Linked DNA regions of Homo sapiens: all the other regions are linked to region 1. A link is a loop called in an ENCODE intact Hi-C map of the cell type or tissue named here. Cell type or tissue: PC-3. All regions are shown on one strand.

What was found. Hi-C counts contacts between places; a loop is a spot of excess contacts. Peaks named below come from ENCODE experiments on the same cell type or tissue, not always from the same donor. Only the 100,000 strongest peaks of a DNase experiment are listed, where the experiment ranks them.
Region 2: a loop joins it to region 1, with 4 times the contacts of the local background. A loop is called at or near these places in 4 of 110 quality-filtered maps.
Region 3: a loop joins it to region 1, with 12 times the contacts of the local background. A loop is called at or near these places in 2 of 110 quality-filtered maps.
Region 4: it touches region 1 in a loop (5-fold over the local background); 7 of 110 quality-filtered maps call a loop at or near these places.
Region 5: it touches region 1 in a loop (2.9-fold over the local background); 4 of 110 quality-filtered maps call a loop at or near these places.
Region 6: a loop joins it to region 1, with 8 times the contacts of the local background. A loop is called at or near these places in 4 of 110 quality-filtered maps.

Annotation. Positions count from the first base shown.
Region 1 is chr7:46,750,371-46,755,370 of GRCh38, forward strand. No RefSeq gene overlaps it. Among named protein-coding and RNA genes, the nearest start is that of SNORD151, 710 kb to the right of the region's middle. In PC-3, no CTCF peak of the experiment used is centred here; DNase peaks (open chromatin) are centred at 2,681 and 4,201; H3K27ac peaks cover 2,148 bases.
Region 2 is chr7:46,652,850-46,657,849 of GRCh38, forward strand. No RefSeq gene overlaps it. Among named protein-coding and RNA genes, the nearest start is that of IGFBP3, 730 kb to the left of the region's middle. In PC-3, a CTCF peak has its summit at 2,390; a DNase peak (open chromatin) is centred at 2,232; H3K27ac peaks cover 620 bases.
Region 3 is chr7:46,482,752-46,487,751 of GRCh38, forward strand. No RefSeq gene overlaps it. Among named protein-coding and RNA genes, the nearest start is that of IGFBP3, 560 kb to the left of the region's middle. In PC-3, a CTCF peak has its summit at 2,848; DNase peaks (open chromatin) are centred at 2,990, 3,170 and 4,310; H3K4me3 peaks cover 382 bases; H3K27ac peaks cover 2,965 bases.
Region 4 is chr7:47,086,249-47,091,248 of GRCh38, forward strand. No RefSeq gene overlaps it. Among named protein-coding and RNA genes, the nearest start is that of SNORD151, 380 kb to the right of the region's middle. In PC-3, a CTCF peak has its summit at 2,755 (motif pointing left); DNase peaks (open chromatin) are centred at 1,823 and 2,743; H3K27ac peaks cover 994 bases.
Region 5 is chr7:46,930,867-46,935,866 of GRCh38, forward strand. All of the region lies in intron 1 of LOC124901626 (a long non-coding RNA gene), which reads right to left. Among named protein-coding and RNA genes, the nearest start is that of SNORD151, 530 kb to the right of the region's middle. In PC-3, a CTCF peak has its summit at 2,483; no DNase peak of the experiment used is centred here; H3K27ac peaks cover 168 bases.
Region 6 is chr7:46,542,973-46,547,972 of GRCh38, forward strand. No RefSeq gene overlaps it. Among named protein-coding and RNA genes, the nearest start is that of IGFBP3, 620 kb to the left of the region's middle. In PC-3, no CTCF peak of the experiment used is centred here; DNase peaks (open chromatin) are centred at 1,609 and 3,049; H3K4me3 peaks cover 405 bases; H3K27ac peaks cover 3,422 bases.

The sequences.
Region 1 (5,000 bases):
ATCTGGAGCTAGCCTGGGCCCAGGGACCATGAGGGGAATGAGGACTATTTCTACCATAGAGGAGCATAAGGCCTTCTTAGGGAGAAAGATATGTAAACAACACTTAATGCAATGGAAGTCACATGAGAAAGGGGACTGTAGCTTGTGGAGGAGGCGAAGGAAGATTAGACAGACTGCAATTGGCCTCATTTTAGCAGATGAGGAGATAAAATAGGAGGGAAATAACAGTCTTTAGAGTGAAAGCAGAACTCTACAGAGCTGACACTAAGGCCTGCACCCTTCCCTGTGTCACATGGCATGAGACAAAACATTCATGCACGATGCAGTGGGGCATGGTCTGTGTTACTGTCGCCTGGCTCATGCTTTAAGACACAGACTCCTACTCCTGAGGAGGAATGTGTCCAAGGGAGTGCAGGGGCCCTGTGGAACAAGAGGAGGCTCGCTGGTCTCCCTTTGGCCTTGACTGATGTTGCTGAGAAGAGAGCCCCTTCACTCAGGCGTCTTCAGGGCTCCCGCAGCTGGGGCCTCGCTCTGTGTACTGTTCTGGAGATTGCTGAGGCTAAATATTACTGCAGCTGGGAACACTCAGGAAGCTTGTTCCCTTACAAATGGCAATCTTTACTCAGGTACCTGAGGAGCAAAATGGCAATCCGTGTAGCATAATGCAGAGAGAGTCCACAGGATTCTCCTGCTCTCTGGAATACCACCCCAGAACACGTCCTCCCTTGTGCTTTCTCCCATGCCCATCAGACTTGGCTGTGGGCACAAGGGAAGGAGGAGTCAGGATGGGAACCAGAGCTGTCATGGGAAGACAGCACAGGCCACGCAGCACCAGGTAAACTGGATAAATTGGAAGACGGTAGTGAATCTGCAGCCACACGATGAAGAGTTTTAAAGGGGATGAAAAGGAGACACAGGTGGAGCATATTTCCACTGAGCACAGAAAAAGAGAACAGTAATTTCCTTTACATGTCTATTTGGAAATCATTGAGTATTTATAATATATGAGAAAGAGGTTGGAATACACTCAAGAGTACATTAAAAAATATAAAACCTGATTCTTTTTTGCAAAGGATTTACAACCCCAATAATTAACCATGATGCATTGCATGTAAAATGCCAAAAAAGTGATACAAAATATTCTACAAAGGAGGAAGACGTGTTGAAATTTGTTAAGCATCTGTTAGAGCTGTCACTTAGTATGAGCAAGTTAATTTAATCTTTACGCAACCTTAGATTATAGGTGTAATGAATATTATTTTGCAGATTAGGTAATCATGTCCCAGAAATGTCAAGTAAGTTACCAATGTCACTCAGCTAGCCCGTGGAAGAGGTAGGCTTCCCACTCTCCCTAGAGCAATTGCTCTTTCTCTTGGAAAGAAAAGTCTCCTGCATCTAAGTCAAAGCACGGGAGTTAATCATGCAGCTGATTTTAGAATCACAGGCTCCCTAAGTCAGTGTGGGTCATCTGCTTAAGACCCTGGTCATCTAACAGAGAGACATCCACGCAGGAGTGAAGGCCATGGCCTACAGTAGATTTTGTAATGAGAAGTCACTCAAGCCTGAATGATGACAGAAATCACAGAGAGGAAATGGAATACACTGTTGAGATGCTAAGTCCCAAAGAGGTCAGTCATGCCTGGTGAAGTAAGTTTTGAGAGTGAATTGGTATGTGGGAAACATGTGGTGAAGACAAGGGGTTGAAAGCTGAGGCTTGAGTAAGGCCAAATGGATTCAGTGCTGAAGGCCCACATTTTGATTATGTTGGCTGTACAGCACCATGACTCAGTTATCTGTTTTTTTTTTTTTTAGATGGAGTCTCACTCTGTCGCCAGGCTGGAGGGCAGTGGCACGAGCTCAGCTCACTGCAACCTCCGCCTCCGGGTTCAAGCGATTCTCCTGTCTCAGCATCCTGAGTAGCTGGGACTACAGGCATGTGCCACCACGCCCAGCTAATTTTTGTGTTTTTAGTAGAGATGGGGGTTTCATCATGTTGGTCAGGATGGTCTCGATCTCTTGACCTCGTGATCCGCCTGCCTCGGCCTCCCCAAAGTGCTGGGATTACAGGTGTGAGCCACTGTGCCCAGCTGACTCAGTTATCTTTTTAAAGCACCTCTGCATGCTGGATCAACCTGTGAGATGCATCTGCAGAACATCTTGAACGTGCCTGACTCAGAGTCTCTTGGAAGATGTCCAATGCTGAAACCTTGCTTGATCCAAGGCAGCATGGTTCATATTCTTATATAGTATAATTATAATGATTATATTTTAAATTAAATTCATTTGGGATAAAAAAGGTAAACTAAAAGATATGTGTTGGGAGGTAATAAATCTCCAAATACATTGTTGTCCCTAGATTCAGTATTGAATAACTTTGATTTTATATGCTTTTAAAATGTACTGAAACCTCTTAATAATTGCTGGTTTTTCCAACGAGAGGCTTGATGTCAAAAATAAGCCGGGAATACCTAGTGTTCCAGCTCCATATTCTACCCTGCACATAAAAATAGGCTTTTGAAGTCCAGCAGAGCCAGGTAAAGGGAAAAGATGTTGCAAATAGACTCTCAAGTCATCTACTCTGACTCCACCAAAACCCACAAGTGAAGCAATGATTTATGATCTGACTCACAATTGAAGAGTCTGCACAGAAAGAAAAAAAAAACAAAAACAAATTAATAACCATAAAGAGGAAGTGCATATTTCCTACACTTCATTATTTTTTCTTTTTATCTACCATCCCATCAAGCCTGGCAGTGATCGAGCAGGGTGAAATCATTGTTTCTTTTTTATAAATCAACATGGGTAATGTTTGAGTGCAGAAAGATCTGGTATTTCACTATTTATGGGTGCATAGCTCTGTCTGTACTCACAGTTCCAACAGCACGTTCACTTACTTTTAACTTCTGACTCAAAGTAACCCTGCAGAATCTGTATTCTTATCCCACTTTGCAAATTAGGAAAATGAGCCTCACATTGGTTTACACACACGTGACAATGAAACAATTATTGCTTGGGTGAGAAGGGCAGTGAATGCTATAATACGATAGTTTCCAAAAATTTCCAAGTTGGAAGCTTCTGGGATAGGCAAACGAGACAAAGTAAATACATTTTCTTGTAGTTAGGATATAAGGTTCTGAAATCAGACAGTCTGGATTCAAAACCCAGTGCTGCTGCCTTACCCATTTTCTCTAAGTTCCAGTTTCTTCACCTGAAAAATAGGAATTGCGTAGTACCTTTAAAAATGTAGATATAATAATATGGCAAAATAATGGAAAGAATTATGTGAGGATAAAGCACAGGTGATAAAAAATTATTAAAGGAAATTTTACCTAGTATTTGATATTCTTTACACAGTTTAGTGATACAGAAATTATTTATTATTTCTCTTGTCAAGAGTGGGATTATAGATCAACAACTGGGAACACTAACTGTCCAGCAGAAGATGAAAAGTCAGAGTCCCTTGGGAGCCCTGACGCTACCAGAACTAACAGAGACAGGAGTGCTGATCAGATGTCAGAGACAGGAGTGCTGATCAGATGTCAGAATCTGGCCAGTGTAGTGAAACCATAAAAGATGCAGACATTTCCAAACACAAGCTGACACTGGGACCGAGAACCACCTCTTTCCTACAGCACCCAACCACTCTCCCAAGTCTGGGCATCAGACATTGCCATGGCTGGCTTCCCACCCAATCTTTAAGGTGCATTTCCATCTCTTCAGTTCAAATTAGCAGGAAATTCAAGAAGATGCTTGCAAGTCAAGGCAATGGATCCTTGGGGCAATGGGGACAGAGGAAGGGACTTGCATACGAGAGGCTAAACTGGGCTAAAAAGAAGAGTTCAAGAAGTGGATAGAGAGAATTTGGAAGTGGAGAAAAGAAGAGGTGACATGAGCAAAGGTACACAAGGCAGACTTTGACACCATGGTGCTGGCCTCACCGGGCCTCTATGGTGGTGTCCCCTCATAGGACTCAGGCAGGAAACATGACAGTGTAGGGAGAAAGACACAACAAACCCTTTTGTCTCCCCTCCTGCCTCTTGGGTTTCTCAGTGAAGATTCTGTTGGCAAGATAAAAAGGAATTACAACAATCAATCTTCTTTTGGTGTTTGTTTTTCTTCTCTCTCCTTTTGGGAGCATTGCTTTGTGTCTGGCTGTGAGTTCAGTCCACAGACACAGTAGGATTTTGAGTCATTCCCCTCAGGCTTTCATTCTGGCACTGGTAAATGCTACTCATGAGACAGTGGACCTTGCTTTTATCACCTTTAAAGGGAAATAACAATACATATCTCTTTCTGGGTTACTGGGAGGGATAAACTCTTGTGGAACACATTACTCAGATTGTGCTTCATAAAAGACACTTTCTAATCCTTGACATAGCTTGAGCCATAATCAAACATAGCACGGAATGGCAAATAGAGGCTCAATAAACATTTATTGGAGAAGAAAAGAAACATGAATAAACCAAATGAATAAAGTACATCAATTTGGGCTTAAATAGAGACACATCCTAAAGATAAGACTGTAAGGCAAGGATATAGGCCATGGATAAGACAAATGCCAAGCCCCTGTTTTCACTGGTAAACCAAGGCCAGCTGAAAGGACAGGACTACACAAAACACACAAGGCAAAATCCCTATGTCCCCACCACCCTGTCCTCAGTAAAGAAAGTTTCTTGGAAACATCTGAAATCTATGCGGAGCCACGGAAGAAACATAGCAAAAAAGAAAGAAATTACACTTGAGAAGGCTTTATCTAGTTAAATAAAATTACACTAAAATTTAAAAATAAATAAATAAATAAAGGATTCAAAACTCAAATTTAGAAGAAGGCTAGATTGTTGTTGTGTTGTTGTTGCTTTTTCTTCATCCAGAAGACAGAACCAGAGTCGCTGGATGGGATGACTTCATGCGCAAGACAGGAAGGAAGTGGGTCCCACAGACTCATGCCAAGAGTCTCGCAACCCCCTTAAGGGCAAACATTCCCAGCACACCAATCCTGT
Region 2 (5,000 bases), 98 kb before region 1:
ACAAAATAATAAAAAAGCATTGACCATATGTCTAAGAGTTAAACATACATCTAAAAGATCAGGTCAGGGATAATGAAGAAGAGGTAAAATATTGAAAAAAGTAAAAAACATATCTGGAAGCTAAAAAATAACATAAATGCTTTGAACAAGAGTCCTTTAATACTGTGTTGGGTGGTTGGATGAATTAGGAAAAGACCTTATTGGGCCCACCTAGAGCCAGTTGATGATTCCAAGTTAGCAAGAAGTTCTGAAAATCTTTCAGTATTAAAAGAATCATAATGAATACCAAGAAGTGGATGTTAGTGTAACATGAGAACTCCCTGAGAAAAATCCCATACAAATATCAGTGTGGCTTCACTTGTGGATTTTTGAGGGAGAATTGCCTGAAGAATTGAATTTTAGTGAGCATCTACATGATTCTCTTTCTGATCTCTTTCTGGAAATACTTACAATGTAGAAGCATAAGTTAGAAAATCAAAATGTTAAAGACAATAGAAAAAAGTTATATTGGCAGGGCACTGTGGCTCACGCCTGTAATCCCAGCACTTTGGGAGGCCGAGGCGGGCGGATCACGAGGTCGGGAGATTGGGACCATCCTGGCTAACATGGTGAAACCCCATCTCTACTAAATAATACAAAAAATTAGCCAGGCGTGGTGGCAGGCGCCTGTAGTCCCAGCTACTCGGGAGGCTGAGGCAGGAGAATGGCATGAACCCAGGAGGCAGAGTTTGCAGTGAGCTGAGAGTGCGCCACCACACTCCAGCCTGGGTGACAGAGCAAGACTCCATCTCAAGAAAAAAAAAAGTTATATTTGCATGAGTGAGCACACAGACAAACAATTGCTAATTTATTCATTTCCATTGAAACACTTTCTGAAGCTCTTAGGTACCCAAACAGATCGCCAGGACCTAAAGATGATGTAGAAATGGGGGAAATCCAATGCTTGCCCTTGCAAAAAAATCATTATTCAGTAAAAACAGGTTAAATACACAAATATCTATAATAATAAGCAGAATGAGTTGTCAGACAAGGGAAAAATGTATTTGTCAGTGTTCTTCAGAAAAAGAGAACCTGTAGGATATATGCGGAGATTTATTATGAGGAAGTGGCTCTTGAAACTACAGAGGCTGGGAAATTCCATGATCTGCACTCTGAGAGGTGTAGATCCCAGAAAGCTGGTGATGCAAATTAATCCAAGCCCAAAAGCCTGATTACCAGAGAAGCCAATGGTATAAATCCCAGTCTGAGGGCCAGGGAAGATGAGATGAGATGGGATGTTTCCGCTCATGCTGGCAGAAGAAAGAAGAGGCATATTCCTCTTTTCTTTGTCTTTTGTTCTACTCCAACCCTTCATGGATTGGGTAATGGCCAACCACATTGGGGTGAGCAATCTGTTTCGCTGAGTCCACAGATTCAAATTCTCATTCAACTCAGAAAAACCATAAAAAACACACACAGAAATAGCACTGTGCACCTCATGATCCAGTCAAGATGACATGTAGAATCAACCATCACAAGTTCAAACTTTGTCAACTTGGCACACAAATGCCTCACCTCAAATCATAATTAATCCTCAAATAAAAACAATAACAAGGTCACAATGCCACTGAACGTGATACACCTATCCTATGTACTACCAGTAATGCACTAACTCCTTCCCCAGAAGCAGAGGTAAAGCCCTGAGTGATGTTTATTCTTCTCCTTGGTATTCTATAACTTAAATTTTATAATGTAAATTAACAATATTTAAATACTACAATACGAAATAAATACATCTTATGTTACAAGGCAACAAGATAAGACAGAATAAAAGATACACATACATATGCATAAAAACATACTCAGAACAAAGTAAGGAGAAAGTGCTTGTGACAATTGCAGTCATGAGTCATTTTTCTGTAACTGGTCATGTGTTTGTAGCTGGTATTTATAACTACCTTCTTCCACTATCCATTCTGTATTCCCTTTGACTTTAGCAAGCACCTCAGCCAATTGTGGTTCTTTACCTGGTAGGATGACCCAAACCTTCATTCCTGAAGGGTCTGGGCCATTAGATGGCCTGAATATATTAGCTTTTTGTGGTTTTCCATTGACTTTAATCACAGGACATGGTAATATTAAGAGATGCTCTAAGTATTCCAGACATACTCTACCTCCACTAGGGAGTAGTAGTTCAGTGTCCCCTTGGTAATCTGGATCAGTCATGCCAGCCAACACAGTAAATTCTTGGCCTGTTGACTCAGAAGGGAGATCCCAAAGGTGGTGGATGGCACTCTTAACTTCCTGTTTAATGAAATCATGATTTTGTCTTCTGGTGGGAACATTTCTTTTTCCAGGATGAAGACTTCTAGGTCAGCAGAGCATAAAGTCATGGAAGCAGGAAGAAAACATTTTGCTAATGGGACACTAGGGGAAGTCATGAGTAGTGTCACTTCAATTTTGAACCTTGATTTCTGGACCTAAGAATTTTGGCTATCAGACAAACAGCACCAAATATTGGATGCTGATTCAGAACATAGTCTTCTGGAGAACACTGCCTCAACCCTCAAGGTATTATCACCTAGCTGGTCCTGTAACCAAGACTTCAAATGGCCATTCAACCATTCTATCAAGATGGCTACTTCAGGATAGTGGGGGATGTGGTAAGACTAGTGAGTTCCTGAACATGAGACCATTGCCACATTTCTTAAGCTATTAAGTGAGTTCCTTGATCAGAAGCAGTGCTGTATGGAAAAACATGATGGTGGAATAACATGAAGACAGGATTTTGCCCCAAAGTGCTAAAGCCCTAAAGACAGTTGAGGCATTCTGTGAGTCCACCAAAGGTAGTCTTGACAGAAACATTCAAGAAAAGCAAATCTATATCCGGAGTAAGTATATATTCCAGGAAGGACAAAACATTACCCCTTCCATCATGGAAGCTATCTAATATTATCAACCTGCCACCACCTAGCTGTCTCATGACCCCAGGAATGATGCTATGGGGCTGGGGGCTGAGAATCTGTTCTGGTCTCTGCTGCTGGCAGATTGGACACTCAGCAGTGGCCATAGCCACTTCAGCATCAATGAGTGGAGTCCCTGTTGCTGAGCCTATGCATAACCTTCATGCCTGCCACATGGCCAATATGTTCATGAGTCCATTGGTTAATAACAAGGTTGGCTTAGAAAAGAGGCTAACTGGTATCCAAAATATGTCATCCTATCCACTTTATTATTAAAATCCTCCTCTGCTAAGGTCACCATTTGATGAGCATTCTCATGAGACACAAATATCTTCCCACTTTTTCTCCATTCAGGGAAAAACTGTCCTCAAACTTCTCTGTGACATTTTCCAATCGTGCTCCTTCCAAGTCTCTGACCATTAGGCCAAAGCATTAGACATCAACTGGTATATAATTGTATGTCTAGCCACTTCTCCTTCCAAACAAAATGGACAATTAGATGGATGCCCAAAGTTCTGCCCACTGGGAAAATTTCCCTTCACCAATGTCCTTCAGGAATGTCCCAGAGGGTGGCTGCAGTGCTGCAGCTGCCCTGCATATCATGCAGAATCATCTCTAAACCAGGACTGAGTCTTGTCTTCCTCTGTCAACTGATTGTTGAGAACTCCCCAGGAGCCCACAGGTGTAGCTGAGAGACAGAAGGTAATGAAGCAAGAATGGAGACCATGAAAATTTGAACCACTTCTTCATGTAACTTATTTGTGCTTTCAGGGCCTGCTCATATACCCCAAGTATATGCCACCTTCATTTGATGATGGAGTGTTGCTGCATGCAGCCAACTTGATGGCTTCATGGGTCAGCTAATAGTCAGTTCATGATGGGCAGCTCAAGTTGCTTGGTAAATTTGTGGCTTACAATTAAACTGTCAGTTGCAGAAAAAAAAGCTATTTCTCAAAAGGAGAGCAGTTTTCTGCAGATGACGATAGGATCTTGCCCCAAAGTCCTAAAGGCCTGTGCTCTAATTCATCTATTGGAGCCTAGCAAAAGCTCCAAACAGCATCGCCACCCACTATTGACACTTCAAGAACCACTGGATCTGCTGAACCATATGGCCCAAGAGGCAGAGAAGCTTGCACAGCAGCCTGGACCTCTTGAAGAGCCCTTATTCTGGGCTCAAATCAAAACCAGCAGCTTTTCAGGTCATTCAGTAAATGGGCCAGTGAAATACACCAAAATGATAAATATATTACCTCCTAAATCCAGAGAAGCCCACTAGGCACTGTGCCACCTTCTTAGTTGGAGGAAAGGCAAGATGCAACAATTTATCCTTCACTTCAGAAGAGATATCTTGATATCCCCACACCACTGGGCCCTTAAATATTTAATTGAGTTAGAAGGCCCCTGAATTTTTGTTGGGTTTATTTCCCACCTTCTGACACACAAATATCTTATCAAGAGGTCTAGAGCAGCTTCTACTTTTTGCTCACCAGATCCAATGAGTGTCATCAATGCAATGGACCAGCATGATATCTTGTAGACAGGAAAGGCAATCAAGATCCCTGAAAACTAAATTATGGCATAGAGCTAGAGTGTTAATATGAGGCTGAAGTAGGACTGTTAAGGTGTATAGCTGGCCTTACCAGTTGAAAACAAAGCTGCTTCTGATCAGCCTCTGGACAAGTATAAAGAAAAAAAGAATTTGTCAGATTAATAGCTGGGTACCATGTATCAAGAGATTTGTTAATTTGCTCAAGCAATGAAGCCACATCTAGTCCAGCAGCTGCAATTAGAGGTACCACTTGATTAATCTTACAATGGTCCACTGTCATTCTTTAAGATCCATCTGTCTTTTGCACAGGCCAAATAGAGACAAATGAGGATGTGGTGAGAATTGCCACCCCTGAATCTTTCATGTTTTTTCATGGTGGCAATAATCTTTCCAGTCCCTCCAAGAATGTAGTATTGCTTTTGATTTACTATTTTTTTAGGTTGATGTGATTCTAGCAGCTTCCACTTGGCCTTTCCCACCATAATAGCCCTCACTCCAGAAGTCGAGGA
Region 3 (5,000 bases), 270 kb before region 1:
TCATTCTCAGCAAACTTTCAGAAGAACAGAAAACCAAGCACAGCATATTCTCACTCATAAGTGGGAGTTGAACAATGAGAACACATGGACACAGGGAGGGGAACATCACACACCAGGGCTTGTTGTGGGGTGGGGGCTAGGGGAGGCATAGCATTAGGAGAAATACCTAATGCAGTTGATGGGTTGATGGGTGCAGCAAACCACCATGGCACATGTTTACCTATGTAACAAAACTGCACATTCTGCACATGTACCCCAGAACTTAAAGTATAATAAATAATTTTTAAAAAGTACAGTAATGATGAAAGAATTCTACTTTCTTCCATAAAAGTAGAAATAAATCTTTTCATTCTAAAGCTTAAATTTCTCCAATTTGAATTGAGTTCATATTTAATGATTGTAATATTATAAAATGCAAACTTAAAACTGAGTTTTCCTATTTGCTGTACTAAAAAAAATTTCATTAAATTTCTGTACTAATTAGTGGTAACTTGTACAATTTGTGACTGCTTTTACATTTACAAAAATAACACCACATCTAGTATCTAGAGCTTTCCTCAGTGTATTTGAATTCTCCCGTTCATATGTGTTTAATTTGCATGTAACCTACCAGACACATAACTACTATCTATTAGGGATCAGTAAAGAAAGGAAAACGTTTCTTAAATATATTTGCATATAAGCCTTTGATGACAAGCAGATGACACCTGCAAAATCTGGAAGACAAATATGGAACAAAGTTATGAATCTAGGAGTTTCCCGAAGACACTAGCAAATTGCCTACCAAGATGTCAGCAGCAGGCAGTACTTAAGTCAAATTAACCTAGGCCACAATCTGTGCCAGGACCCTTCAGGCTCAAACTCTAATTTTCTCTGTGCGCTGAAGCAGATGTGCACCTCAGAGATGGACTCACTTCAACAAAGACCTCATAGAGCCTGGCGGGTTTTGACTACCACCTGCCGATAGCTCTCAAAGTTCAATAACTACTTTCCAACCCTCTTCAAATAACTAATCCTCCAGGGCTATTTGTGTGTGGTCAGTCTGCTTCAGAGTACCATGGGCTCCTTGGAATTGCTTTGTCCAAAGTAGAAGTCGTTCTTTCTCTCTCAACTCCTGTGTTCTCCTGCACACACAGTCTTCCTGGGAGAACACCATTTGCTCACTCCCTCACACCAGCTCCCTGGGGACTTGCCTGACTACTCCCTTTCTCTCTTACTAAGTTTGTCCATTATGCCTTCTAATAGTTCTCCAATATTCCATCTCATATTCATTCTTCTATGATTAACCTTGCTTAAACTGTTGTCATAATTTCTGTGACTACAACATAAATCTTCCAAATGGATCCTATCCTCCAAGTCTCTTTGCTCTATCCCTGAGTTGTCCAATACACTAGCCAATGGCCATATGTTGCTACTGAGCACTTGAAATGTGACTGGTGTAACCAGTTATCTGAAGTTTTAGTAGTATTTAATTGCATTAAATCAAGAAAATATAGATACTGAATTCAGTTGTTAGAAAACTTAAGAATCTCTGGTTGAGCATGGTGGCTCATGCCTGTAATCCCAGCAGTTTGGGAAGCCGAGGCAGTTGGATTGCTTGAGCTCAGGAGTTTGAGACCAGCCTGGGCAACATAGTGAAACCCTGTCTCAATCAAAAACACAGAAAATTACCTGGGCATGGTGGCATGTGCCTGTGGTCACAGCTACTCGGGAGGCTGAGGTGGAAGGATGACTTGAGCCCAGGAGGTGGCAGTTGCAGTGAGCCAAGATCACACTGCCTCACTCCAGCATGGGCAACAGAGCCAGACTCTATCTCAAAACAGAAAAACAAAAAAACAAAAGAGAGAGAAAAAAACCCTTTCAGAATCTCTGAAAAACTCCGGCATGTGAATGTACTCTTCAACTTTAAATTTAATGAAATCTAAACACAGATCGAGTAATTGTGATGAGTTTAGCATCTGTAAATAAAAATATGCTTTATGTGTAAAATACATGCAAGGTTTCAAACACCAAGTACAAGAAGAGTAAGTGTAAACTATCATTAATAAATTTGTGTACTGATGACATTTTAAATGACAAAAGTTTGAATGTATTGTGTTAAATAAATTACATTATCACATTTATTTCACTTGTTTCTTGTGGCTATTAAAGAATTTTAAAATTGCCTTTGTGGATCACACAATATTTCTATTGTTTGTTTCAACCAATCCATGTTCCACCTCTCAATCCATTGGCTGTCTCTCGATCCATATTCCACCTGCTACCAGCAAGTGAAGTGCTCTGCTGACTCTTCACTTCCTCCTTCCTGACATCTGCCTGTGGAATAGAGCCTAGTGTTCCCTGAAGCCTGACTTCTCTGCCCTGCCCTGGGCACTGCAGGTGGAAGTTTCCACATCACAACTCGAAGGCTACTAGTGGAAACACTTCCTCTCCCAACACCACCCCCCGCATGGGGCACTCTACTTAGAGGGTTGCTTTTCTGTCCCCTTCTCTGCCTCAAAGTCCTTTCCTATTACTCCTTTAAGGCAAAATAAAACAAAAACACAAAGCTGGCCAAACTGTATTTGTCATTTTAGAACCAGCTCAAGGGTGTCATTTTCTCCAAAGTGCAGTTGGTGCCACTACCTCCTCCTTGACAGGTAGATCATTGCCCTGGGCTGTGTCCCACTGGGTCGCTTTCCAAAGTAAGTCATAGTAACACCTGCATGCTATCTTTCTCCCCTACCAGGGAGCTCACTATCTCAGAAACCCAGGAAGCTCCTTTCTAAGGAAATACTTGGATGAATAAATGAACTCAACAGCAATGCCAGTGTTACTAATTCACAAAGATAAACAAAAATCCTCCTGCAGGTTGGAATGCACAGTGGTTTGACCAGGCATTTTTTTCCCATATTTGGAAAACTGGCAAAAGCAAGGCTTTATGAGATACAGGATCAGAAAAAAATGAGAGCAGGTAATCTAAAAAGCGTGGTCAGGGCAGTACAGCTGTGGTTTTTGCAAAGTAGCAATTGCTGTCCATGGGTCAATTGTCTTATCTGCCTCTGCCACAACTACTGTCTTTTCTCTGTGTTCATGGCAATTCCCTGACTCTTTGGCCAATGCATTATCTTTAAAGATATTTAAACATATACAATCCAGCCTTGTTAGCCTGAGGTCCATTCTGCCTTTTCTGAGTAGTTTTTTATCAACCTACCACCTGAGTCACTAACCACTTACTATAAATTTACATCAATCACATTTCCTCCATTCCTGAGTTTATGTGGCCACGTGATAAACAGGCTCATACATTGGTGTGTCTCATCGCAATTTTTAATGTTTAAAAAAAGGGTGTAAATGCTTAAAATCATATTTTCTAAATAAGTGAAACAAATGTTAAGCTTTTAAAAAATTTCGATTTCTTACTTACAAAATTTATTTGTTCTTAATTGCTGAGAGTTTGAAATCTGTGCCTGTCTGAATCTTTCATTCACATGGACATAGACATTATCATCCAACATGAAGTGACAAGGCATTTGACAGAGTGAACATGGAGGAAGGCCACTCTTATCAGTGTGAAAGATAGTTGCATCCTATGAGGATAGAAGACACAGAAGATAAAATCTGAAATACAATAAATATGCACTTGTTTATATTTTTCTCTTCTATAATTACCATAGTGACCTCTTACCTGATAAAAATGTCAACAGAGATGGTAGAAGATGGGTCTCAGCTGTGCTCTCAACAGATTCAACATGCAGAAAACTAGTTTTCAGGGTCACAAAAGTTTAACTCATTTAATGAGCTTATTCTTACATGCCATTATTGAATTAAAAGCATGATTTAGTACTGCAGGGTGGAAAAAAGCAAACTGCATTGCTTTGACAGATAAATTCCTCTCTAGCTTCTTTTAGCAATTCCTAGCATTTGGAATCGCTTCCTATTTAATATTTTTTGTTGTCCTTTTTCATTTTTATTCTCAGTAGTCATTCTAAATGTCTTTTTAAACTCATAATGATTTAAACTCCTAGGAGGCTGTGTGAACTTTGACAAATGACTCAACCTTCCTGGATGTCAATTAAACACTACATATTTGCTGGGCTTTAACAATCTAAATAAGATTTTATTCTTCCTTTACAGATACCTTGACATCTCTTATTCTTCCACGTCTTCATAAATTGTATGTCTAACTTTCTCTGTTGGGATGTTTGCACCAATAACACAACAGTGGTTCTCTGACTTGAGTGTGCCTTAGAATGAGCTGGAAGTCTTGACACAACGCAGGCTGCTGGGCCCAGTCCTGAGGTTCTGACTCACTAGGTCTCGGGTGGGGCCTGAAAACTCGTGTTACTCACCAGCACCCAGGAGCTGCTGATGCTGCTGATGTGGCTACCACAGTTTCAGAACCACTGCAATACAGACATCTTCTCAAGGGTGCAGAACACAGAGCTTAAAAGATGTTTGCATGCTTTACAAACATATTAAGATCCAAATGTCCATAAAGAAAGATGTTCATCTCCTTACCTTTTAACTGATGTCCAGATCACCTATTCAGGTTATCTTTGGACTCGGAGATGAGGTGATACATGTGGAGAATTTTCAAACAGTAAAAGCAAGTGATATGCATGGAAGGGAACATGACCATCAGTAGCCAGTCATGACTAATTCTGAAATTTAATCTTTCAAGGCTCCCTCATTCCTCCTTTTGTCTTTGACTCTGCTCTTCTTACCTGCCGGGTGTAAAGGCAAACAGCACCTCTTTGAGCTCAGATGTGTTCTTTACTGGCTGGGAGGCCATGGGCACCTTACCTCAGTTCTCCCAGTGGAAGAACTCCCATAGAGACACTAGATGGTTTGTGAGGGAACCCCAGCTTTGATTTCATGACTCCTGCATTTGTATTTTTAAGTATAAATTACTGTCAAGTAAACTCTTCTTCACACAGAATGTGAAATTCATCTATCCTTCTGCCCACTCATGCATTTATTTATGTATTAATTTAAGAAATATTGATTGATGGCCAGGT
Region 4 (5,000 bases), 340 kb after region 1:
CAGTGGAAACCTGCTGCTTGAACTTTCTTTATTTACAAGTCTTGCTTGTTTGTCCTTTTGGATATAGGTGCCTCCATAGAAAGATTACAGAAAAACTCATCACTTCATATTTCAAATAGGGCAAAAGAAATGTGTAACGAGATTTCCCCAGGGTCCCACAATTTCCTTTCTTGAGAAAGGATTTAAAACGCTGCCTTGAAACAGTCCACCGGAATCCCTCAGAGAACTCATCCGTTAGCTGTGGGCAAGACCCTCTGTGTTTTTCCACCTACCCAGGGAGTGATGCCTATTCTGGGGATGGTCCAAGCTCTTCTGGCAATTAGGAATGTCCCACTTTTGAGCAGAAAACTTGCAATCATGAGCACTTTGATGCTGCCTCACATTACATTTGGTAGGTGCTGTGGTCTGAATGTTCATATCCCCAAAATTCATACATTGAAATAACCCCCAAAGTGACAGTATTAGAGGTGGGGCCTTTGGGAGGTGATCAGATCGGGGTAGGGGACAGGAGAGGCCTCATGATGGGATCAGCGCCCTTATCAAGGAGCCCCAGGGAGCTCCCTCATCTCTTCCACCATGTGAAGACACCAAGGTAAGGCACCCTCTGTGAACCAGGAAGTGAGCTCCCACCAGACACCAAATCTGCCAGGGCTTTGATCTTGGATTTTGCAGCCTCCTGATCTGTAAAAAATATATTTTCTATTGTTTAGAAGCCACTCAGTCTATGGTATTTTATAGCAGCCTAAACAAACTGAGACACTAGAGATAGAGTGCAGGGAAAACAAAACAAAGCAAAACAGAACCAGACATTTGAGAGATCTCTTCCCATTAGGATTCTTTAATTGTCATCTAATTGCTGTTCAAAAGAATTGATACAGAGTCAGAACAGAAAACAAAAGCATGTGAAGATCCTTTAACAGCTTCGTAACCGTCAGCCATCCAACAAAACACTGAAGTTCATGCCTATCTAATTAATTTTCTGGCCATCTAAAAATTTAAAAGGTTTGAACTCAAGACTACAAACAAATACAAATTTTCTTTGAAATTGCATACTATATAAAAGAAGAAAGAATGATTTGCCAAGTAGACTATTAGACTCATAACATGCTGACATTCATAGAGAGAAGGCGGAGCAAAGAGACAGGCTTTATTTTATTAGATTTTGTCTTCCCAGCCCTCGCTGGAGCCATTGGAGAGAACTCCATCTAGCTGAAAGACCTGAAACTTAGAACCAAAGCAGCCAATGACTACACAGCCCGACTCCTTCCCAACCCATAGCTAGATCCTGGATTACCCATATGTGAACCAAGGCCAGTGTGGGAAGGGCACTGTGGAAAGCGAACGTACCAGGTTCCCAGGGAACAGCCAGATGAGGCTACCTGCTCCAGGCCAAAGAGAGGGAGCAATGCCACACCTCCTCCCAAGGGGAAGTAGCTCAGGCCTCATGTAAGTGAAGAAAGACCTAGACATTTGCCTAAGGACCAGGTTTCTGGATCTCCTCACACTCAGGAGGAGCACAGCCCCACCCTTCTCAATCCAACTTCTGTAGAAGGAGGTAGGCCCCACAAGCCAGAAGAAATTCTGAAGAAGGAGAAAGAGGGGGTGCGTGGACCTTCTCTCAAGCCTGGTGGATGCCTGTAGGTCCTTCTATCTACCAAATTGCACCTTTCCCCAAGTCCCAGATGGAGCAATCATCCTCCCTCTGCCTCCCCACCTCCCGTGGACTTCAACCCTTATATTCATGTTAGAATCTCTCTGCCTCTTCCTCTGACTTGATTGTTTGCCCTGGAAGGCATGAATCAGACATTCACATCACATAGCCAGGATGTGGTGCAGTCTCTGGAACAGTGAGCCACTGAGGGAGTGGGTACTGGAAAGGTTCATAGACTAACAAACACCTCAACGACTGCTGCTAACTTGGGTGCTTCAAGGCATGTGCCTGAATCCCACCCAGAGATCCCAGCTGCAGAGTCCAAGGCCCTGAGCCCAGCCACACAGCTCAGGAGTGATTTCTTCAGGGCAGAAAGGCCAGGGAGACTCCTCCAGCAGCTGTGCCAAATGCTGTGCCCAACTGTGAGGAAACAGTGGCAAAGAGGTATAGGTTAAATGTGTCTGGTAGTGGGCAGGCAAGGAATGAATTGAGGTGGGGAGAAGGCCAGCAGCTCAGCATGCCGGGGAAGGCACGCTGCCACCTGCTTGAAGCAATCCATTTGGTTGACCCTCTGGATGTCTGCACTCAGCCAAAAGCACACGGATAAATGTCCTACATGGCTCACAAGCTCTGTGGATGAGTCTGTGTCTGTGGACAGAATCCTCAGTCGTCCAGGGTGCTGGCCAGCTGTCCTGCTCAGTGGCTCTATGGCCATGAGCAATACCCCTCTACCAGGCTGGCTGGCCAGCTCTGATGGGCCTGGACACACCACACTCCCCAACACAGGGCACAGAAAAAGTCAAGAAATAAGGATTGATCAAATCTCTATCTGGGGACGATAGGTGACATTAGTCTTTGGAGGGAGCCATTGCTAGTTTTTCAAGCAGGGTGGAATGCGAGGAGAGCTGGGCTTCAGAGGTGTATAGAACCAATTAGGAGTTTTGACCCGCCATGGTTTATTTTAGGATCAGGGAACAGGTGCTTGCTGGCTGGCTGGCCCAACCTTCTGAGGCGCCATCCCAGGCCGCATGTCAGGCGCCCTGTGGAATGTTGGTGCCCACCGCGCTGAGCCTGAACTCTACGCTCAGATGTTGCCATCTAGTGGTGACAAGGTGCAAATCTCACCCTTCGCCCTAATGCATAAAGGATCAGGAATTTTAAAAGAAATACTTTTCTAATAAAGCAAATTAAGGAATACTTTTTATTCACTTTTAAACAATACATAGAAAAGATTGCATTTTTGGTTTTGGCCTCTTTAGCCTCCTAAATATATACAAAAATCACATCAAGAATGTAAACTACCAGAAGTCAAGGAGTTGGAGTTGCCCAAGTGCCTTTATTGAGACTACAGTTTCCCCATGGAGTAAATCTCAGTTCGTTACTTTAATTAAACACATGTCAAGAGATATTTGTGATATGAAGGAATGAAATTTAAATTTTCCCTGCATTTCCTCATTCTGATTCCAACTTGGTTACTTACCAGGTAAATGGCACATAAATTCTCTGAGGCTCATACTCTTCACTGGCAAAATGGGAACGCATGACACGATAATAGGAAAAAGTGATGTGAAAAGACGATAAAACCCTGAAGGCACAACTCTGGGTGTGTCCTGACTGCTCAGGTGTCTCCCAGGGCGGCCCATTTGATGACACAGCCATGGTTTCCTCTCTTGAACAGGGGGTCTGTGTCCGCTTACTTTACCTAAGAGCACACTCACCAGCAGCCCCTGCCAAGAGTGTTCAGTTCGTGTTCTGCGCAGTGTCTAAGATATTCCTAATACTTAACAGATGTCAAAAATGGAATATTCATGATAAAAATACTCTTTAGTTTTCCATAAGCTCCAGTGACTAGAATGAGCCTTTCAACCCATGAAAGGATCCAGTCCTGGCTGGATCCAGAATTCAGGGAGTTCTGAATTTTGTGATTTCAAAGTGCTGATTGGTTAAGATACAGGTTACGTTCCTCCTGCACTACCTACCCAGGCACCTTCCTCAGTGATGAGACTTTACTCCTACAGCCCATCTCTTCCTAAATGGATGGCCAGCTCACCTAGAATCTCTCAGGGATTTTGCACTTAGTCTTACTTCCCGCTCCTAATTTTTAGTTTCTCTCTCTCCTTTTCCACTATGAGCAAACACCCTTTTGTCCCTTGGCTGAAGTCGATCATTCTGTGAGAGTGCTGCCCCTTTGGGTTATGGTTCTACTTGAAATTGATCCGTAACAAACACCTCTATGTCCTCATTGTCATTTCCTGAAAGGAGGTGTAAGTCAGGTGCAGGAGACTGAGAAGAGTAAGGCTGAGCCTCACTCACAGGCACACACTGTGGTGGGACAGAGACATCCCACAGTATAGCCGCAGGCCAAGAGCGAGTCCCCTCAGGGCCCCAGAAAAAGGCAGAGTGGAAATGCCTTCAGCAGGCTTACCCCAGCCCCACATCTTCTCCCAGCCCCTTCTTGCCCATCCCCTGGCTGGGGCTCCCACACCTGTTCCTTTCATATAATGGCCCTCTCTTGGTTCCCCAGACATGCAATGGTTCTGGATGTCCCTGAACCTCTGGCCACAAACTGCTCACTGCCCTTTATTGTTGTTTTTCCTCCTCCTCTCCCAAACCATGACAGTTTCCCAGGGCTGTATAATCTTTCCTCTCCTTCCCTTCTCTTCTCCATGGCCCACTCACCAAACCTATATTTTGAACTGTAGCCACCCATCGCTGGCCCTCCTTGGTGGCCAGGCATGACACCTCACATTTGCAGTAAACACTGTTCCTGACTTCTCCATGGCAGTGGCACCCTCAGCTCAGGCTACCCCATTGTTGTCTTTCATCAATAAGTCCCAAACCCAGGAGTTTCTCTCCTGAGAAATGGGCCCTGGATCCCCACTTCCTCCAGATCCCCCCAGCTGCCCACACTTGCTCTGAATTCTCCTGGAGTTAACACCCACTGCCACCTTCATCTTCCTTGGAGAACAATCATGCCAGGAAGGTCACAGGAGCCGGAGCTGAAATCCCAGCTCTGACATGACACTTCTCTAACCTGTTTCTCATCTACAAAGTGGAGACAATCTCCCAGAGCTGTGGTTCCAATGAAAGATACTGTGGGAGAGCAAACCCCCAATGTGGAATGAATGGGAGACTTCCCTAGAAAAGAGGTCTAGGCATCAGCTCACCTCTACTTATTCTCTTTGTAACCAGAACAAGGGTTTAAACCTTCAGGCCTCAGTTTTCCCATCTGTGAAGTGATCACCTCAGCACCTGCCTCACTCAAGGGTGGTGAGGATTAAACCTAATTCTACACATAAAGGTCTCTGGGATAAACTCCCCAGACCATGTATGTTATTATTATTTCCAA
Region 5 (5,000 bases), 180 kb after region 1:
AGAGGTAGAGCCTGAAGTAAAATGAGAGTTGCACAGGAATGTCATGAGAGCCAAGATCAGAGCAGTCTTGTGCTTTACCTGCCATCTAAGGCATGTAGATTTCACTAAGTAAATAAAAGTGAGCCAACACAAATCTACAACCAGTGAACTTTCATGTCAAATCCTCCTACATATCCATAAACAGCAACCATTCTACCCTGTTCCTCAACCTGAGCCTTAGTTGGTTTTAGATGGTACCAAAACAAGTCGTTTGATAGAGCAATATTCAGTAAACTTTTTAAAACATAAATATGATGTGAACAATTCAAATTACGTTGACATTTTTCCTGAGTTTCCATGTTTGGGGCAATCTTTAAGTAACCTACAAGTGTTTGATATCATGATACATCCAGCTTATGTTTATATTAAATCAAAATGGACAGGAGAGGAAAAAATGTTAAGGATCCCAGTGTTTGATGTACCTAATGCAAATGATTTATGTCAATGTCATAACTTTGTAAGTAGACCCTCCTATGAGCACTTTTCTACATTTCTGTGGACAGCCAGTCAGAATAGACTAAGGGGTAGCTCTATCTACTAGGAACATTCGCCCACTAATATCTTCAATAGGACGTAAAAGATAGGTAAACAGAGGCCATAGAGCAAGGCTGTGTCAATAAAGCAAAGGATTGTAAAGTTAGATTTTTAGAGATGTTAAGTGGCTGAAAGAAAAGGCTGAAACTAGTGAGGCAGTGTTTCATGGGGTAAAAACATCTACCTTTGATTCTCTCACTTCAACTAGACCCAAGCAGAAGGGAACTTATTTAAACAGCAGTTCATGGAAGAAAAGCCATCATAGGCTACATCATCAACTCAAAAATGACATACCCGTGAAAGCTCTGCCTAAACATCTAAACTCAACATAGGCAGCTTTAATGTAAATGAATAGTGGAAACCTAAGGATACGATGTTTTGTTGCACTTGCCATTGGATTACTGTGCTTGACTTTGAGTCACTGCAAACTGCCATGTGTTTAGAGGTGATCCTGGATGTTGCAGGGGTCCAAGACCCAGGAGATCCTGGATAATTTAAGTGGCAAGTAGCAGACTTCATGGAGGACATTTAGTGTAAGAAAGGAGAAAACTTAGGTCCAACATGTAGAAGTTTCAAATAGAAAAGTTTTGATGTGTCACAGCAGGAAGTAAAAAAGTATCACTTCCACTCTAGGAGGATTTCCTATCAATTTGAGCTCTTCTAGTTTAATCACAGATTTTGTAAAATAATGAGGTCTGCAAAGGAATTTAAACAGGGACTACGCAACCACTTGATGGGATATTGGGAATATCTACATCGTGCTGGACAAAAATATAAATGGTTCCTTGTGTGGCTTTGGAACCCAGATTCTCCTGCATCATCATTCTACATTGGTGCCATGAGGGCCAGACACTCTCACAACACTGCCCTTCTTGCTGAAAATATCAGTAATCTCCTTCAAACAGATAACTTGACTTCACCAGACTTTTTTCAGCACTTGGCAGCTATATAAACTTTTTATTAGTCCATTTATTGTTTATTTTGCACTGTTTTGTTTTAAGCATAAAGGGGTGAAGTACTAAAATATGTTTAGGGCCCATATCCCATTAAATCACAGATACTCAGTATGGCTGAGCAAATGTTTACTTCCCAGGGTCAGCCTAAACAAAACGAAAACAGCAGTCCCAAATATTTCCTTTGCAGAATAATCACAAAGGCTGTCTCTCCTGAAATCTTAATCCTAATCTTAAATATTTGCTGTCCTAAAATGAGGAAAGTCCTGTCAGTAATTGTATTATCTGTTCTTCTTCATGCTCATCATAAATGCCAAAGGGTAATTCTTCCTAGAAAAATCAATCTTTAGTGATAACACGCAATGTGTTTTTAATTAATGAAGCTGCTTGATGCTGGCAGACTGGAAGTATCTTATCATCACATGCTGGGGAATTCACACAGGGTCCTGTCTGTGCATGCCGATCCCTGGAGCCAAAGAAAAATCTCCTGTCATTAAATCCTCTGCTGAACTAGCCTACATACTAAATAGGCAGAGGATCACGCCAGCCATCATGCTGGATAAGTGTATCAAGATATAACGCATGCCAGAAGCTGATGAAATACTTTGGCAAGAGCAGTGACCAGTTTTGTTATAATAAGTTGTGGTTTATCTCCAGTGTGGAGGGGAGAAAACTCATTTATGATTGCTCAATATTCTTGAGCAAAATACGACTGTCATCTGAATCCAGAGTAGAAGAGAGGATTTTTGTTTCTTTGTTTCTACGTTTATTTTGTTTTTAAGAGGAAAAGCAGCTTCTCAGTTGATGGGCAGTGGGAACAACACTGGATTTGTGAAGAGGGCTCACTGTGATTGAGTCACTTCACTTTTTTCCTTGCTCCTATACTTGGTACAAGTCCCCTACCCTCTCCAAGACTCATTTCCTCCTTTCTAAAATGAGGACAAGAGCACCCACTTCAGGATGAACACACAAGTTAAAGCGTTGAAGCACATTGTAGGCTATACAGATAAAGACATTGTTATTCTTTCTAGAAATAATAATTATTTGTTTCTTACAGACTCCACTAAAGTGAGAGTTGGAACTAAACATTCTCCAACATTCCTTTTAAAAAATTATCAAATTATTAGTTTTTAATTCCAAAATTTTAGGTTTTAGTTTGTAGGCCTGATTAACAAAAGCTACTTTTATTTATTTATTTATTTTTTTCCGTGTGTAGCCAAAATTGAATGTAGGCATGAAATGCAGGGAATTTTTGGATAATGGGACAGAGAGGTATTTATTGTTTCAGAAAGCACTTCCTGAAAACATTTATAACCAAAGAGCCAATAAAATGATCGGTTCAGAGATAAGTATACTGGAAGGAAATAATGACCATTGCAACACATGGCTAAACACCCTGGAATCATTCTTCCTTGTATTATTAAGCATAATTTTTACATTAACACAGAGTCAAAATAAAAGTTCCCTGCTGTGCTTACACAATACTCTGCAGCTGAGCAATAAGAACTTCGAGTGAAGTAAGGAGCAATTAGAGCAAAAGACAACTCAAACTAATTATTTTTAATCATATAAGTATAGCTTAGATCGACTCACCTGTAAAACAGGATAATTACCTAGGTATTGGATACTCTTTAAATGTTTGTAGGATTAAATTGACATTTCAGTTATAAGCTATTATTGAGTATTGGAACCAAACAAGCATGGAATACAATAGGGATAAATCAAATAATGTAACTACAGATAAATTATAATATAATAGAAGGATAATATTATTACAATATTATAACAATTATATCTACAGATCAAGGAATTTTGTAAAGATAATTGAGACAAACCAGATGGAAAAAACTTGTAAAGATGCTAAAAAACAAACAAAAACATATTGCCCTTGCTCACTTTCTTGGGCCCAGTATAGAAAAGACTAACTTCTGTATAATTTCCACCTTAGTTTCTAGGTGAAACAGTTGAACTACTGACCTCTGTGTAATTATTTCGTAATCTGCTTCCTCTTCATGAAACGTTTAGTCCAAATCTCTGTATGACCAAGCTTTTCCCATCTTCCAAAGCCCAGATGAAAGAGGTCATCCACAGAACTCCCCTGTTCCTCTACTCCACCATATTTCTCTCTCCTGCAAAGGAGTTCTCTCTAGCATTGACCTTGCAGTGGTCTATTCCATGAGGGCCAAATCTAAAGCATAGAGTCATGCACCACACAATGGTGTTTCCATCAACAACAGGCTGTGTATTCAACAGCTGTCTCATAAGATTATAATGAAGCTGAAAAATTCCTACTGCCTAGTGATATCATAGTGCAATGCATTACCCGGGTGTTTGTGGTGATGCTGGTGTAAACAAAACTACTATGCTGCCAGTTGTTTAAAAGTATAGTGCATACAATTATGTACAGAATATATTACTTGGTAAGATAATAAGTGACTATGTTACCACTTTATGCATTTAGCATACTATATTCTTGTTGATATTTTTATTGTATTTTTATACTCATAAAAAAAGTTAACTGTAAAACAACCTCAGGCAGGTCTTAGACATTGTCATCATAGGAGATGGCAGCTCCATGCACGTTATTACTCCTGAAGACCTCCCAGTGGGACAAGCTGTGGAGATGGAAGACTGATATTGATGATCCTGACCCTGTGTAACCCTAAGCTAATTTATGTGCTTCTGTCTTAGTTTTGGACAAAAATGTTTAAAAAGTAAGAAAAATAAAAATAGATACATGCCTATAGAATAAGGACATAAAGAAAGAATATGTTTTTGTAGCAGGTATATAATGTGTTTTTATTTTAAGCTACGTGTTATTGCAAAAGAGCCAAAAAGTTTAAATAATTTAAAAGTTTATAAAGTAAAATGTTGCAGTAGGCTAAAATTACTTTGTTACTGAAGAAAGAAAAAATACTCTTTTGTAAATTCAGTGTAGCCTAAATGCACAGTGTTCATAAAATCTATCATAGTGTTGAGTAATTGACTCACTGGGCTTTCATATTCACTCACCACTCACTCACTGACTTACCCAGGGCAACTTCCAGTTCTACAAACTCCATTCATGGTAAGTTCTCCATATATATGCACCCTTTTAAAAAATATTTTATCCTCTATTTTTACTTTACTTTTTTGATGTTTAGATATCTTTAGATACAAAAGTATGGAACCATTGTGTATACTCGTCTACGGTATCAAGTTCAGTGACATGCTGCACAGGTTTGCAGCCTAGGAGAAACAGGCTATACATATAGCCTAGCTGTGTAGTAAGCTCTACCATCTGGGTTTGGGTAAGTACAGTCTATGATGTTCACACAAGACAAAATTGCCTAATAGTGCAATTTTAATTTCTTAGAATGTATCCCCATTGTTAAGCAATGCACGACTGTATTCACACTTATATTTCCTGGTATCTTCCAACAGTGCTTACTTATGTCTGGTGTGGCCCACATAAAATTGATCAAATGACAAAAG
Region 6 (5,000 bases), 210 kb before region 1:
ATGGTCCCTTTCCATCCATCCCAACCATAAAGAATTTCTTGTCCCAGGAAATACATATACTATACATATATATATATATGATATCTATATGATATATATCATATATATGATATCTATATATCTATATGATATCTATATGATATATATATATGATATATATATATATATATCAGCCACCTTAAAACAAATTACTGAAAAGACCACAAAAAGCATTATGGCACAGCAAAAGTCTCTAAATTCCTTAGTTAAATGGTTTTAACAAAATGCTGTGCTTTGTATAGCTAATTTCTATGAACCAAGATTACAGTAGCTCAACTCGTAGAACCTATAGATGATAGATGATAAGTTAATTTTATAACTTTGCTTTTTGGCTTTTGATTTTTGGCTTTCATATTACTTAGAAGGGCTCTGAGAATTAATGAGTGCCTGCTCACCTCCATTCTCATCTGGCCTGAAACTATTAATTGGCTACAAGTCTTTTGACTCTAAGCCCCTTGGCCACAGGGGTCTCCCTGAGGGACATGAGAGACTTGGGTTAGGTAGCACACCACCCCAGCATCAATATGGAATAAAATAAAAGCTAGGCCATTGATAGTGCTTTTGGTATATCTTGACCCAAAACAGGGAAACAACCACGGAAAAGATAAAATCTTAAGCCCCCGTTGACTAAATGAACCCCTCCTTTTTGACCAAGGAAATCCCCTGAAAAAAAATCCTGAAAAATTAGTTCAGGCCATGAAAGGAAGGGGAGGGTTGAATGTGCCTTGTTATACCCTTCCCCATTTAAACTTTAGGCACAACTGAGCAGCATTAACATTTAAATAGAGACCATAAGACTGACAAGACAGACTCTTTGTGGCAATAACATACCAAATTATAACCAGGACCTAAGACCATGCCAGGCAAGGGTTAAGTCACACACTCCTAGGCTTAAAAAGTATACTCTGTTCTAACTGCCACAAGGTTTATCTTCTTCTCAAGCAGCCAAACAAGCACTGGCCCCAAGATAAGCAACGTTAAAACAAATGGCATCTCTTCTAGATGCTGACTAACTGACCCCAGCCCCTATTCCGCCAGCTATAACTGCAGCTTTAATTAGACAAAAGACTGATTTCAGTGACTTTATCCAGATAAAAAGACCACAGACCATGGCCTAATTCTGGCTGGTTTACAGAAATTAAGCCCTTTTGTAATTAGATCTATTTGTGTCCTAAATAGACCTATTGATGTACAAGACCTAATTTTAATATATTTAGACGTTAAGTCTCCACCCCAAAATAAGCATGGGCCATATGTTATACAGATGTTTATTCAATACACATGTGTCAGGACCACCTCCGTAAATATTCATAGCTCCCCCTGCAACCTGTTAAAAATGTGTGTTTAATCAACCTGTTGTGATATCTCCACAGGAGCTCTGAGTACAATTAACAGTGGGAAACAAACTTATTGACTTACTTATTGATATCAGGGTCATATATTTTATAGTTATTACTTGTCTATCCCCTGACTGAAAACGAAACAGAACAAAAATGATGACGATTGCAGGAATGTCAAAGAAAGTATGAGTCATCCTTTTCTTGCAATGTTTAGATTATCATCTTAGAGACCACAGTAAACACACAAGAAACCCTGAATGTTGGGTGTATATTCAAAATAAATTGGAAAACATCTCTGCCCTCCAGGACATGAATGAACAAATTAATGCAATGCCCAAACCTATGATGTTACTAAACCAGTGGTTCTCTTTTTTGTTTGAGTCAGGACCCTCCTGGTGAAAAAAAAAAAAAAAAAACTACTCATCATTCTGGCTATGTTTCTAGGAATAGGCCATACTTCTTTACTGTGGGTTATGCTGTTGCTATACAACATACATAGGGTTACAGGATCACTTTTCCCAGATCTTACCCCCTCATCCAATGATGCTTTGACATGTTACCCCTGTGATCCCAGGAACACAGAAATATTTCAAACTCCAAGAAAGTAAGTTCCATTCCTCAGGCACCTAGCAAGGCCTGCAGCCAGCAGGAAGTAGTCAGAATGAAGTCGACACCCTGATACCCCGTAGAAATGGAATGGACATTGACAGTGGGAAGTTTGTAATCTATATGGCCAGTTTGCTAGCTTACTCTATATGTGTGGACTGTTTCTGGGCTCTTCATTTATTCCATTGATCTATTCTTCCATCCTTTTATCAACACCACAAAATCTTAATAATGTAATTATCAAATAATTGTGAATGTCAGCTGATGCAAAACCTACTTCCTTTACAAGAAGATCTTTGTCATTCTTGGCTGTATACAATATAATACTATATCAATTATAGAATCATCTCATTATGTCTCTCTGTCTCTCTTTCTCTCTCCTCTCTCTCTCCCTCCCTCCCTCTCTCTTTCACACACACATACCAATGCACACACGTGCACACTCACATGCACACACACACACACATGCTCACACACATACACACACATCCTGCAAAGATGTTTATTGTTACCTCACTAAATCTACACATTAATTTGAAGAAACTTAACATCTTTTCAATGTTGTGTCTTTCTAAGTGTAAACATAATATTTAGATATTCTTTAATTCATTCCAGTAATGTTTTATGTATTTTTTTTCTAGAGATCTTGTTTCTACTTTGTTAGACTTATTCCTTGGTATTTAACATAATTGAAGTTATAAATGGTATATATTTTACTTATTTGTATACGGACATTCAAATCTATAAACATCCTTTTAAATTTTGCTTTAACTTTATTCTAGAGGTTTTGATATGTAGTGCCTGGCACATGATAGGTGGTCAATAAGTATCTGTGGAATTCTCATTATAAGGGTTGAGCAGGTTGACCTCTGAGTTCATTGTCAGTTATGACTATCTAGAATTTTTGGATGTTGTAGTTATGTCAAGTTTTCTATTACATAGTTAAATGTAGGAAAATGCCCAACAACCATGGTTGCATTTTGGTATTTATTTAACTTCTTAAAACTTGTTATCACCATGGTGTTGAAAAAAAATTCTTTTGAGCTTTTTCACTAATCAAACAAATGAGTCACTAAAGAGGCTGGTGATGAGTCATCTGAATGCAAGCATTTATCCCAGTTATGCAAATGAAAGATCTGATTAGAGTGGTAGATCCAAAATCTGAGTCCCAAAGTTCACCAAGGTGAAACACTTTTAAAACCTCAGAGTGGTCGTCAATTTATTAAAAATTTAGTTATAAGATAGATGACTACATCCATGATTAGGAAGATTAAGGGACAATTTAGTGCTTCTATGGTCATTTTATCTATAAGCTTTCTTTTGACCCAAGCTCTCCTTTACAGCAATGAAATACAATATGAATAATATTCACTTGTGAAGTCCACAAAAGATTTTGTCTTTTCTCATGCCATACAGGTGGCCCAAACCAAATTCATGGTTCTCCCTCAAATCACCACTATCCTCCCAGTGACTCAGACTTTTAATTTCCTTGATATTCTGTTTAGTTAACAATGAAAATTAGTGTTTTAATTATACAGGTTTAAAAATGATAATACGGCTGATCGAAGTATAAAGAGATAAAAATCACTTGAAATTAGACCATCTTGAAATAAATACTGTAAACATTTTGGTGATCATTTATTCATGCACATCTTTATATGTTTAAATCACCATCTTCATATAATACTTTCTTTTTGTCTTGGACGTATTTTACTTTTTTATGGCATTACCCCTCTCTCATTCCTCATCACATGCATCAATATCTCCAAATCACCAGATATACAATGTTAACAGCAAGATGTGTATCCTTCCATAATATTCTTCATCAAATGAATATATGTTCATATACAGCTTTTTCATTGTCTTGTGTTTATTTAAAAACAAAGAATATATTCAGAACTCTAAAACCCAGTAATAAGGTAACAAACAACCCAATTAAAAAATGGACAAAAAATTAGAACAGATACTGAAGAAGGTACTAAATAGATGACAAATAAGCACATGAAAGAGATGCTCAATATCATTAGTCATTATGGAAATATAAAGAAAAATCACAATTATATACTTACTAGAATGATCAAAATTGGAAACAATGACTACAAGGGTGCTGACAATAATGTGGAGGAACTGAAACTCTAATCCACAGTCTGTGGAAATATAAATTGGTACAATCACATTGGAAAACAGTTTAACAGCTTCCTATAAAGTTAAACATCCACTGACTATATGATAGTCTTCTCATTTGTAGGTATTTTTCCAAGGAAATGAAAGTATATGTTCATGCAAAGACATGTACAGGAATGTTCAAAGTAGCTAATTTTGTAATAGTTCAAAAGTCAAAGCAACCAAATGTTCATCAAGTGAATGGATAAACAAATTGGGTTGTGTCCACACAATGGAATACTACTCAGCAATAAAAAGAACTCTGATAGAAGCCAAATGAATAAATCTCAAAATATGATGAAAGAAGCAACACAAAAAAAGTAAATACGATTCTATTTGTATAGAATTCCAGAAAAATTGGAAATAATCTACAAAAAGGAGAAAGTAGTGGTTCCCTGGGGATGGAAGGGGCTTTGGAAGGGCAAGATGGAGAAATTACACAGGGACATGAGGACATTTTCAGTAGTAAAAGATATGTTCATTATCCAGAATGTGTTGTTGGTTTCATGGGTACACATATGTCTCAGAAGTTATCAAATTGTGTAGTTTATTATGTGTAGTTTATTTAAATATACAAAAGTCAGTTTATATATATATATATAACTCCTTTTAATTGGCATATGACATTCAATTGCATACATGTTTCATAGTTTATTTAAATACTTCTCTACTGATGTATATTTATATGTTCCCAGAGTTTTACCACCACACTAGTGATTACATATATACATATATAATATATATACACACACACATATACAAGTGTGTGTATATATATATAGAAACTATATATACACACACCAGCACACATGGATAATAGCTATATAATTATCTATTTATAATATCTAGCAC